Linked DNA regions of Homo sapiens: region 1 is linked to region 2. A link is an interaction called in ENCODE POLR2A ChIA-PET data of the cell type or tissue named here. Cell type or tissue: A673. All regions are shown on one strand. Links, peaks and the distances in the headings refer to the core of each region. The heading gives the core; the rest is flanking DNA.

Region 1 (4,379 bases), core at 162-4,161, 64 kb after region 2:
CTCTACTAAAAATACAAATAATTGGCCAGTCGCAGTGACTCTCGCCTGTAAACCCAGCACTTTGGGAGGCCGAGGCGGGCAGATCACGAGGTCAACAGATCGAGACCAGCCTGGCCAACATGATGAAACCCCGTCTCTATTAAAAATACAAACAAACTTGTAATCCCAGCACTTTGGGAGGCCAAGGCGGGCGGATCACGAGGTCAGGAGATCGAGACCAGCCTGGCCAACATGGTGAAACCACATCTCTACTAAAAATACAAAAGTTAGCTGGGCTTGGTGGTGCATGCCTGTAGTCCCAGCTACTTGGGAGGCTGAGGCAGGAGAATCACTTGAACCCGGGAGATGGAGGTTACAGTGAGCCGAGATCACGCCATTGCACTCCAGCCTGGGTAACACAGCGAAACTCCGTCTTAAAAAAAAAAAAATACAAACAGGCCGGGCGCGGTGGCTCGCGTCTGTAATCCCAGCACTTTGGGAGGCCGAGGCAGGCGGATCACGAGGTCAGGAGATCGAGACCATCCTGGCTAACACGATGAAACCCCGTCTCTACTAAAAATACAAAAAATTAGCCGGGTGTGGTGGCGGGCGCCTGTAGTCCCAGCTACTCGGGAGGCTGAGGCAGGAGAGTGGCGTGAACCCGGGAGGTGGAGCTGGCAGTGGGCCAAGATGGCGTCACTGCACTCCAGCCTGGGTGACAGAGCGAGACTCCATCTCAAAAAATAAAATAAAAATAAAAATACAAACAATTAGCTGGGCGTGGTGGCGCATGCATCAAACAAAACAAAACAAAACAAAAAAACGCCACCAGGCCCACATGGTCTCAAATAATTTTTTTTTTTTTTTTGAGATGGAATCTCGCTCTGTCGCCCAGGCTGGTGTGCCGTGGCGTGATCTTGGCTCACTGCAAGCTCCGCCTCCCGGGTTCAAGTGATTCTCTGTCTTCAGCCTGCCAAGTAGCTGGGACTACAGGTGCCCACCACTGCACTGGGCTAATTTTTTGGTTTTTTAGTAGAGATGGGGTTTCACCATGTTAGCCAAGATGGTCTCGATCTCCTGACCTTGTGATCCACCCACCTCTGCCTCCGAAATTGCTGGGATTACAGGCGTGAGCCACCGCGCCCGGCCGACCAGGCTGGTCTTGAACTCCTGGCCTCAAGCAGTCCTCCCGCCCTCCCAAAGTGTTGGGAGAGATTACAGGCGTGAGCCACTGCACCTGGCTCTTACTCTTAATTTCCAAGTGATCTCATTATAGTCAAAGAATGTGAACGGTATGGTTTCTGCTTGTAACCTATTGAGATTTATCTGTTTTTTTTTTTTTGAGACAGAGTTTCACTCTTGCTGCCCAGGCTGGAGTGCAATGGCGCGATCTCGGCTCACGGCAACCTCCGCCTCCCGGATTCAAGCGATTCTTCTGCTTCAGCCTCCCGAGTAGCTAGGATTACAGGCATGCACCACCAAGCCTGGCTAATTTTGTATTTCTTTTCAGTAGAGACGGGGTTTCTCCACGTTGGTCAGGCTGGTCTCGAACTCTTGACCTCAGGTGATCCATCAGCCGTGGCCTCCCAAAGTGCTGGAATTACAGGTGTGAGCCACCACACCCGACCTGAGATTTCTTTTGTGGTCCAATAAATGATCAATTCTGGGGACTGATTTATGTGTGAAAATAATATAGTCTCTGTTCACTGATTATAAAGTTCCATTATATAGATCTGTTGGATCAAGTTTGTTATTTGTTTTTCTTTTTTTTCTTTTCTTTTTTTCTCTTTTTTTTTTTTTTTGAGATGGAGTCTCTCTCTGCAGCCCAGGCTGGAGTGCAGTGGGACAATCTTGGCTCACTGCAAGCTCTGCCTCCTGGGTTCACGCCATTCTCCTGCCTCAGCCTCCCGAGTAGCTGGGACTACAGGCGCCTGCCACCATGCCTAGCTAATTTTTTTTTTTTTGTATTTTTTAGTAGAGACGGGGTTTCACCCTGTTAGCCAGGATGGTGTCCATCTCCTGACCTCATGATCCGCCCGCCTTGGCCTCCTAAAGTGCTGGGATTACAGGCGTGAGCCACCGCGCCCGGCCTATTTGTGCTTTTCAAATCTATTATATCCCTAATTGCTTTGGGTCCGCTTGGTGTCTCAATGTCTGAGACCAAATGTGGATTTATTAATAGTGTACTTCTATAATTTTTTGCTCTGTTTTGAAGATATGTTGGTTGGTCCACAGTAGTTCACAATTGGTGTGGCCGACTCTGTAGAAAGAGGCTTGTCACCTACTCCCACCCTTCTCTTTGCCTTCCTCTTCTCTACTCAAGGGAAATGCCCAGATTCCTGGTCTCCCTCACAGATAGGGGTGTCCACATAACCTGGTTCTGGCCAAGGAGATGTAGGCAGAAAGAGAGAAGCTTTGTGGGGATGGCCTGTTGCCTCAGCTCTTCCTTCTTCTTCTGGAACAGGATATCATAACTAGGGGGGCGGCAACCATCCTGTAACCACGAGGACAGAAGCCGAAAGCCACCAAGAGACAGAACCCTTATCTGAGATGATGTCACCAGTGGCTGCATTCACCTTGGACTACTACCCCCTTCCATTGCACTGCGTGAGACAAACCCGTGCGCTGGGAAGTTTTCTGTCATTTGCAGCTGGTCGGTTACAGAAGCAGCCCATCCAGCTGGCGTATCTCTGTGAGGGTTGTAGCGGAAATCATATAGGTTTCTACCCATCCCATGTTTTTGGTCTTTATTTCTTTGGGTCTTTTATTAATATTACGATAGCTGCTCTTTTTTTGCTAGCATTTGTCTGTTTTTATTGAAGGATAATAAACATATATCAAAGTACGCCTATTTTCAATATACTGCCCTGTGAATGCTCACATAATGAACACACCCGTGCAGCCTACACCTAGGTCAAAAAACAGGACCTTTGTGTGGGGTGACTTTTTCCCTCTTTCCAGTTTCAGTGTTTCTGCAGTATCTTCTACTGGGAGGTGTGTGCAGGTCACAGAGCCTCTGCCTCAAACGGGCCTCCATGATCAAGAAGCAGAACGTTTCACAAGACTGAGGTGGGCAGGTGCAGGGGCAGCACTCAGAGGCCCCAGCGCCTCCTGGTCCTGAGTCCTTCCACCTCTCAGCTCTGACTCAGGACAGGAGCAAGTCAGCTGACAGGCGCTGCGGCAGAGGCAGGCGTCCCACTTACACCCGGGGGATCCAGAGGAAGGGGAGAGCATCTCCTTCAGCAGCCCTGGGGCACACGGCCCTTGTGTCCAGCGTGCAACTCTTGCCCCACATCCACCCATCCTGGCTGTGACCATGGTCACCGTGATTGACCCGGGCCCCACTTGGCACTGATGAAGTCTAAGGACCCCTTCTGAAAAGTGTTTTTTAAAATAAAGTATATAGGATTATAAAGAGAACCAATTACACTGCAATACAATAATAAATGTATATGAGTTTGCATATATATATATATATATATTTTTTTTTTTCTTGTCTTGCTTTCTTTCTTAATTTCTTTTTTGAGACAAGGTCTTGCTCTGTTGCCCAGGCTGGAGTGCAGTGGCACAATCATGGCTCACTGCAGCCTGGAACTCCTGGCCTCAAGCAATCCTCCTGCCTCAGCCGCCTAAGTATCTGGGACTACAGGCACGCACCACCATGCCTAGCTAATTTTTAAATTTTTTGTAGAGACACAGGGGCTCCCCATGTTGCCCACGCTGGTCTTGAATTCCTGGACTCAAGCAATCTTATTTCCGCAGCCTCCCAAAGCACTGGGATTACAGCATGAGCTACCACACCCTGCCCCTGCATATATTTTTTATACTTGTACACATTAATGCATATTAATTATACATATTAATGCATCACAAAAGTTCTGGTACATGCAATACATGTGTTTGTGATGAACAGAAACAGTATTTTGAGATATCTGTGGCCAGCTGCAGTGGCTGACGCCTATAATTCCAGCACTTTGGAGGCCGAGGCAGGTGGATTACTTGAGATCAGGAGTTTAAGACCAGCCTGGCTGGCTGGGCGTGGTGGCTCACGTCTGTAACCCCAGCACTCTGGGAGGCCGAGGTGGGCCGACCATGAGGTCAGGAGATCAAGACCATCCTGGCCAACATGGTGAAATCCCGTCTCTACTAAAAATACAAAAATAAGCCAGACGTGGTGGCGTGCGCCTATAGTCCCAGCTCCTTGGGAGGCTGAGACAGGAGAATCGCTTAAACCCGGGAGGCAGAGGTTGCAGTGAGCCGAGATGGCGCCACTGCACTCCAGCCTAGGCGACAGGGCAAGACTCCGTTTCCAAAAAAAGATATCTGCAACAATCGCAGCATGATTTGAGTCATTTTAGTTATTTTAGTTATGTCATACATTCATCACTGAAGGAAATGTC
Region 2 (4,379 bases), core at 269-4,268:
AGTGCGACTCCGCCTCCAAGAAAAAAAAAAATCACGAGAGGAAGCGGAGTCACCCGAGACCCCGGCCCTGAGGCCCTCGCATGAGCGTTCTGGGACCACTTCTGGGCACAGCTGCAAATACCCTTCTCCAGTATCACATGGGGTCGCATGCTGCACCCCAATTCCGTGCCCAGGCATCCTGCGTACTGAGCCTACCATGAGAGACCCTACCATCCCCCCCAAGGGACTGGGGTGGCCTCTTGCTTCTGGAAATCCTGGCTCTGGCGGCAGCTGCTGCCAGGGCGTCTCACTGGCTGCTCAGCAGGCCAGCACCTCGGAGACGGGACCAGGCAGGGGAAGAGCCTCTGCCCGGCATCCCCCTTGCCCCGTGAGCAGGGGCCCTGCACACGGCTGGGGGCTCTCAGATGCTTACTCTAAAGGCGTGGATTTCTCCCCCACTGTCCTGGCCTTGGCTTGAAACTTGGAAGCAGATTCTGCAGGCCCTGCCAGGTGGTCACTACTGTGGTGACCCCTGCGAGTGTGGGGGACGGGACTGCCGGCCACCTGAGGCCCTCCCTATCCCACTCAGCTCCCGAGGAGCCCGGGAAACCCCAGGACAGAGCATCACGCCTCTACTGTCACCCCCGCCTCCCGGTGTTTGGGGATGGCACCGTGACTGGCCAGCAGAGCCGTGGGCAGACCAGGCTGCCACCTCCCCAGCCCCCCCGCCGACCAGTGGCCAACCCCAGACAGAGCCTGTGCCTCAGCTGCCTGGGAGCCGAGTGTAGCCTGGGCTCCAGCCAGGGCCAGACCGTGTGGGCCAAGGCCAGCCGGGAACCGGGCTGAGGGCTCTTTCCTCTTGGCAAAGGAAGTGCTGTGGTTACCAGCCCAGGCGGAGGCAGCTGGGGGCCAGGGAGGGGGTCTTGACCTAGACCTCCTCAGACCAAGTGCCCCATCCTGGCACTGCCTGCAGTGGCACCTCCCCTACCTGGGGCTTCAGACTCATGTGACGTAGTGCCATCATGCTCCCAAGGTCGGTCGTGGGCCCGCCATGGGGCTGGTAAGAGATGGAGCATGACCAAGTCTAAGTTGCTGGTCCAGGCCCATAGCCCCAAGTGCTCCGCTGGGGGCTGAACACGGCCTGTCCCCACCCGCGTGCATGGTCAGGGCACCCTGGCCCCACACAGAGCCTGCCTGGGGCCGCTCTGCCAGGCTTCCCATCAGCTCTCATCACAGGAGGCAGCATGAGTTTAGGATGTTCCTGGGGAAGGGACAGTAAGCGGGATGCGGTGTCAGCGGGGCCACCGAGGACTGCACACTGGCCTCCAGTTGGCTGCCCCCACTGCCCAGCCGGCCCAGGCCGGGTTTGCAGCTCTAGATCCAGACCGGGCTCTGGCCCCAGCTCCAGGGCCACCTCAGCTCTGCCCAAGATGCTGTAGAGGCCTGGCTTGGGCGGCCGGCTAGCTGAGGAAATGGTTTCGGGAGACAGCAACACCAGGAGGGCTGTGGCCACCCCCAGGTGGCTCAGGTCCTCGGGCACAGCCCCATCCCTGGGAGGCCAGTCTGACCCGGAGCCCAAGGTCCAGCCAACTAGACCAGGAGGCAGGCTGTGCCTGGACCTGCTGTCCCAGGGTGGCCCAGCAGCGGGAAGACTGGGGAACAGCTGCACAACAGCTGGGCTGGAGTCTCGGTGCCCAGTGAGCCTGGCCCCGGCCCAGGGGTGCTGTGTGGGGAGGCCGGCACACAGTAGGTGAGAGCTGGCCACATGGGCTTACAGCAGAGGTGGCCCTAAGTGGCCAGGACAGCCGATGGGAACTAGCCTGCCTCCTGCCAACCTGTCTTCCAGGCTCCTTGCCATGGATGGCTAAGAAGGGCAACACATGCTGGGCAGCCTGAGGGGTACAGAGCATGCTGGGGCCCTGGAGCCCAGGACTCCCCGGAGAGCCACTCCCTCTGTAAGGGTCGGTCCAGCAGCCGTGCCAGCAGCCCCCATCCAGGGTCCCGAGGACCCACACAGCAGAGGCTGGGCCTGGGCAATCGGATGGCCAGGTGCCCACTGTGCCCCACCCCACTCTCCTGCCAGGCTGACCCTGCTCCGCCCTGTGGCACCAGACTGAAGGCAGACGGAACAAGAGGACGGCAGGGCCCGGGAGCCGGGAGAGGCGGGCGCGGAGCCGGCAGAGCGAGCATTTGTTTTGAGTTAAGTGAGCCGCCGAGACAGCATCCTCCTTTTCTGGAAACTGTGAAATGGGTTGTAAAAAAAAAAAAAAAAAAAAACGCCTCGTTGAGATGGCGGCAGCTCCAGAGAAGCAGCGAGGCCCTTCCCAGGCTCCCGGCTCCCGCTGCTTCCGGAAGCCCAGCTGCCGGGCTGCTGGCATGGGCCTCCCCGGCTCCGAGTCTGGCGGCTGCACCCGCCGCCTGCGTCAGCTCCCACCCCCGACCCACACCCACTCAGGCTCCCCTCTTCCCTCGGCACTGGCTTCCGCTCCACACCTTCCCCGCTCCCCACAGGGCCCGCCCAGGCGGGGGACACCAGGAGTGGCTGGGAACGGAGTGATGGGCGGTCCCAAGCACACTTCCCACGAGCCAGGCTCCCAAGGGAGCTGTGCAGGACGGGAGGGGAGGCAGGAAGGAGGAGCAGCCCCCCTGCTGGCCCTGCCCCACATTCCTCATTCCGGGAAAGCGCGGGGAGGAAGCCGCCCTGCACAGGTTCCTGCGTGGATGCAGAGGGGAGGTGCAGCCTGCTTGGAGGCAGGGGTGTAGCATCTGACCATTTGGCTGCCCAGAAAGAGGAATGAGGGACGGGGTGGGGAGACCAGGCTCTGCCTGGGGTGAGAGGCCACTCTGGGACCTCCGCCCGCACCAGGAGACCAGAAGCTGCTGTGGCAGGGGCTAGAGGCCCAGCCACATGCCACCCCAGTGTGCAGATGTGGCTGGGAGACAGGCAGGTGCATGCTGGGTGTGCAGGTGTTTGCAGGCTCAACCCCCAGATACAACCCAGTGATGCTTCCCCCACCCTGGCTGCAATCACTAGTGGTCCAGACTCGAGATGTGGGGTGCACCTCACACTTGCACACACTCACACTTGCACACACTCACACTTGCACAGAGGCAGGGGAGGGACTGTGTGTGACTCACGGGGTGTGTCTGTGCAAACCTGTCTCTGGGCATATGCACGTGACTATGGGTGTACACACAAGGTCTGACTGTGCTACATGTCTGGGATGAGTGGCTACACACACACACACACACACACGTACACACACACACGCACACACGTACACACACACGTACACACACGTACACACACACACGTCTGTGGGTGTGCGCACCTTGGCAGACTCTGTTCTCGGGCATGGGAGCCACACAGCTGGGCAAGTCCTCAAAGATGCTGCTTCCCAGGGCTCAGGCCTCCACCAGACTTATCCACTTACTGACCTGAACCTTGGCAAGGGCTCTTGGCCTCCGCTGTGCAAAAGGTGGCATTGAAGCGGCACCGGGATGAACAGCTGCCCTGGGTCGGGGCATGTCCCGGCCCACTGGTGGTAGAGGGGGGCCTCAGATCTCCATCAAGTTGCAGCTCCAGCCCCCCAGCCCACTGCTGCATGGGAACCAGACCCTGACCCGGCACAGCTGCTCAGTTCTGAGCTGCGTCTCCTGGGGCAGTGAGACCCCAGACCCTAAAGTGGCCCTTGGGAGTCTTGTAGATTCTGGCGGGCAGCCAACAGGTCACGTGGCCAGGCCCAGCTCCCCTCTGTGGTGGAGAAGCAGGACCCAATGTTTCTCGGGCTGTCCTGGAACCCTCTCCAATCTGAAGCCCTCTCCAGGGCCCGCAAACTGTCCAGATTCGGGGCGGCGCTCTGTCCCGACTGCACACCTGCTGCCACCAGATGTCCGTCTGTCCAGCACTGCTCCCTCCACACCTGGTGGACACGGGGCCCGCCCTGCTTACTGTTGCCTCTTCTGCCCCCACAGCCTGGAAGTGTCTGAGGGTGCCTTGGCCCCCTGGGGCCACCAAACCTCCCCACCACCTGTGGCTCCACGAAGGCAGCTGGACAAGTGGAGACTGAGGCGGGCACAGGGAGAAAGGAGTAACAGAGAAAAACGAGGTGCGAAAGGATGGGAAGCAGTGTGGGGGCAGCGAGGGAGGGGCTGCAGGGAAGGCCAAGAGCATGCAGCCATGGGCTCAGCCCGGGACCTGCAGCAGCCTGTGGGAGGGGCGCCCGCCCAGGAACAGGAGCACGTCACCCGGGAAGCCCCTTGGCTGGCTCAGGAGAACCTTCCAGAAGCCTGCGCTGGCCCAGAGGCAGCGTCTCTCAGGCCTTAATAGGAAAACTCTGTGGTTGCTGTGTACCCAACCCAATCAGCGTGGAAACGGCCCGGAGGTGATGATGACAGGA

What was found. ChIA-PET counts read pairs that join two places held together with the same protein. Peaks named below come from ENCODE experiments on the same cell type or tissue, not always from the same donor. Only the 100,000 strongest peaks of a DNase experiment are listed, where the experiment ranks them.
Region 1: POLR2A ChIA-PET joins it to region 2 with 5 read pairs; 10 of 35 experiments call an interaction of 5 or more read pairs at or near these places.

Annotation. Positions count from the first base shown.
Region 1 is chr17:81,353,262-81,357,640 of GRCh38, reverse strand. No RefSeq gene overlaps it. Among named protein-coding and RNA genes, the nearest start is that of RENO1, 9.5 kb to the right of the region's middle. In A673, for the core only: no CTCF peak of the experiment used is centred there; no DNase peak of the experiment used is centred there.
Region 2 is chr17:81,417,667-81,422,045 of GRCh38, reverse strand. The region is part of intron 2 of BAHCC1 (BAH domain and coiled-coil containing 1); the gene reads right to left. Among named protein-coding and RNA genes, the nearest start is that of MIR4740, 19 kb to the right of the region's middle. RefSeq lists an enhancer at 4,241-4,379. In A673, for the core only: no CTCF peak of the experiment used is centred there; DNase peaks (open chromatin) are centred at 2,465 and 3,225; H3K4me3 peaks cover 618 bases; H3K27ac peaks cover 4,000 bases.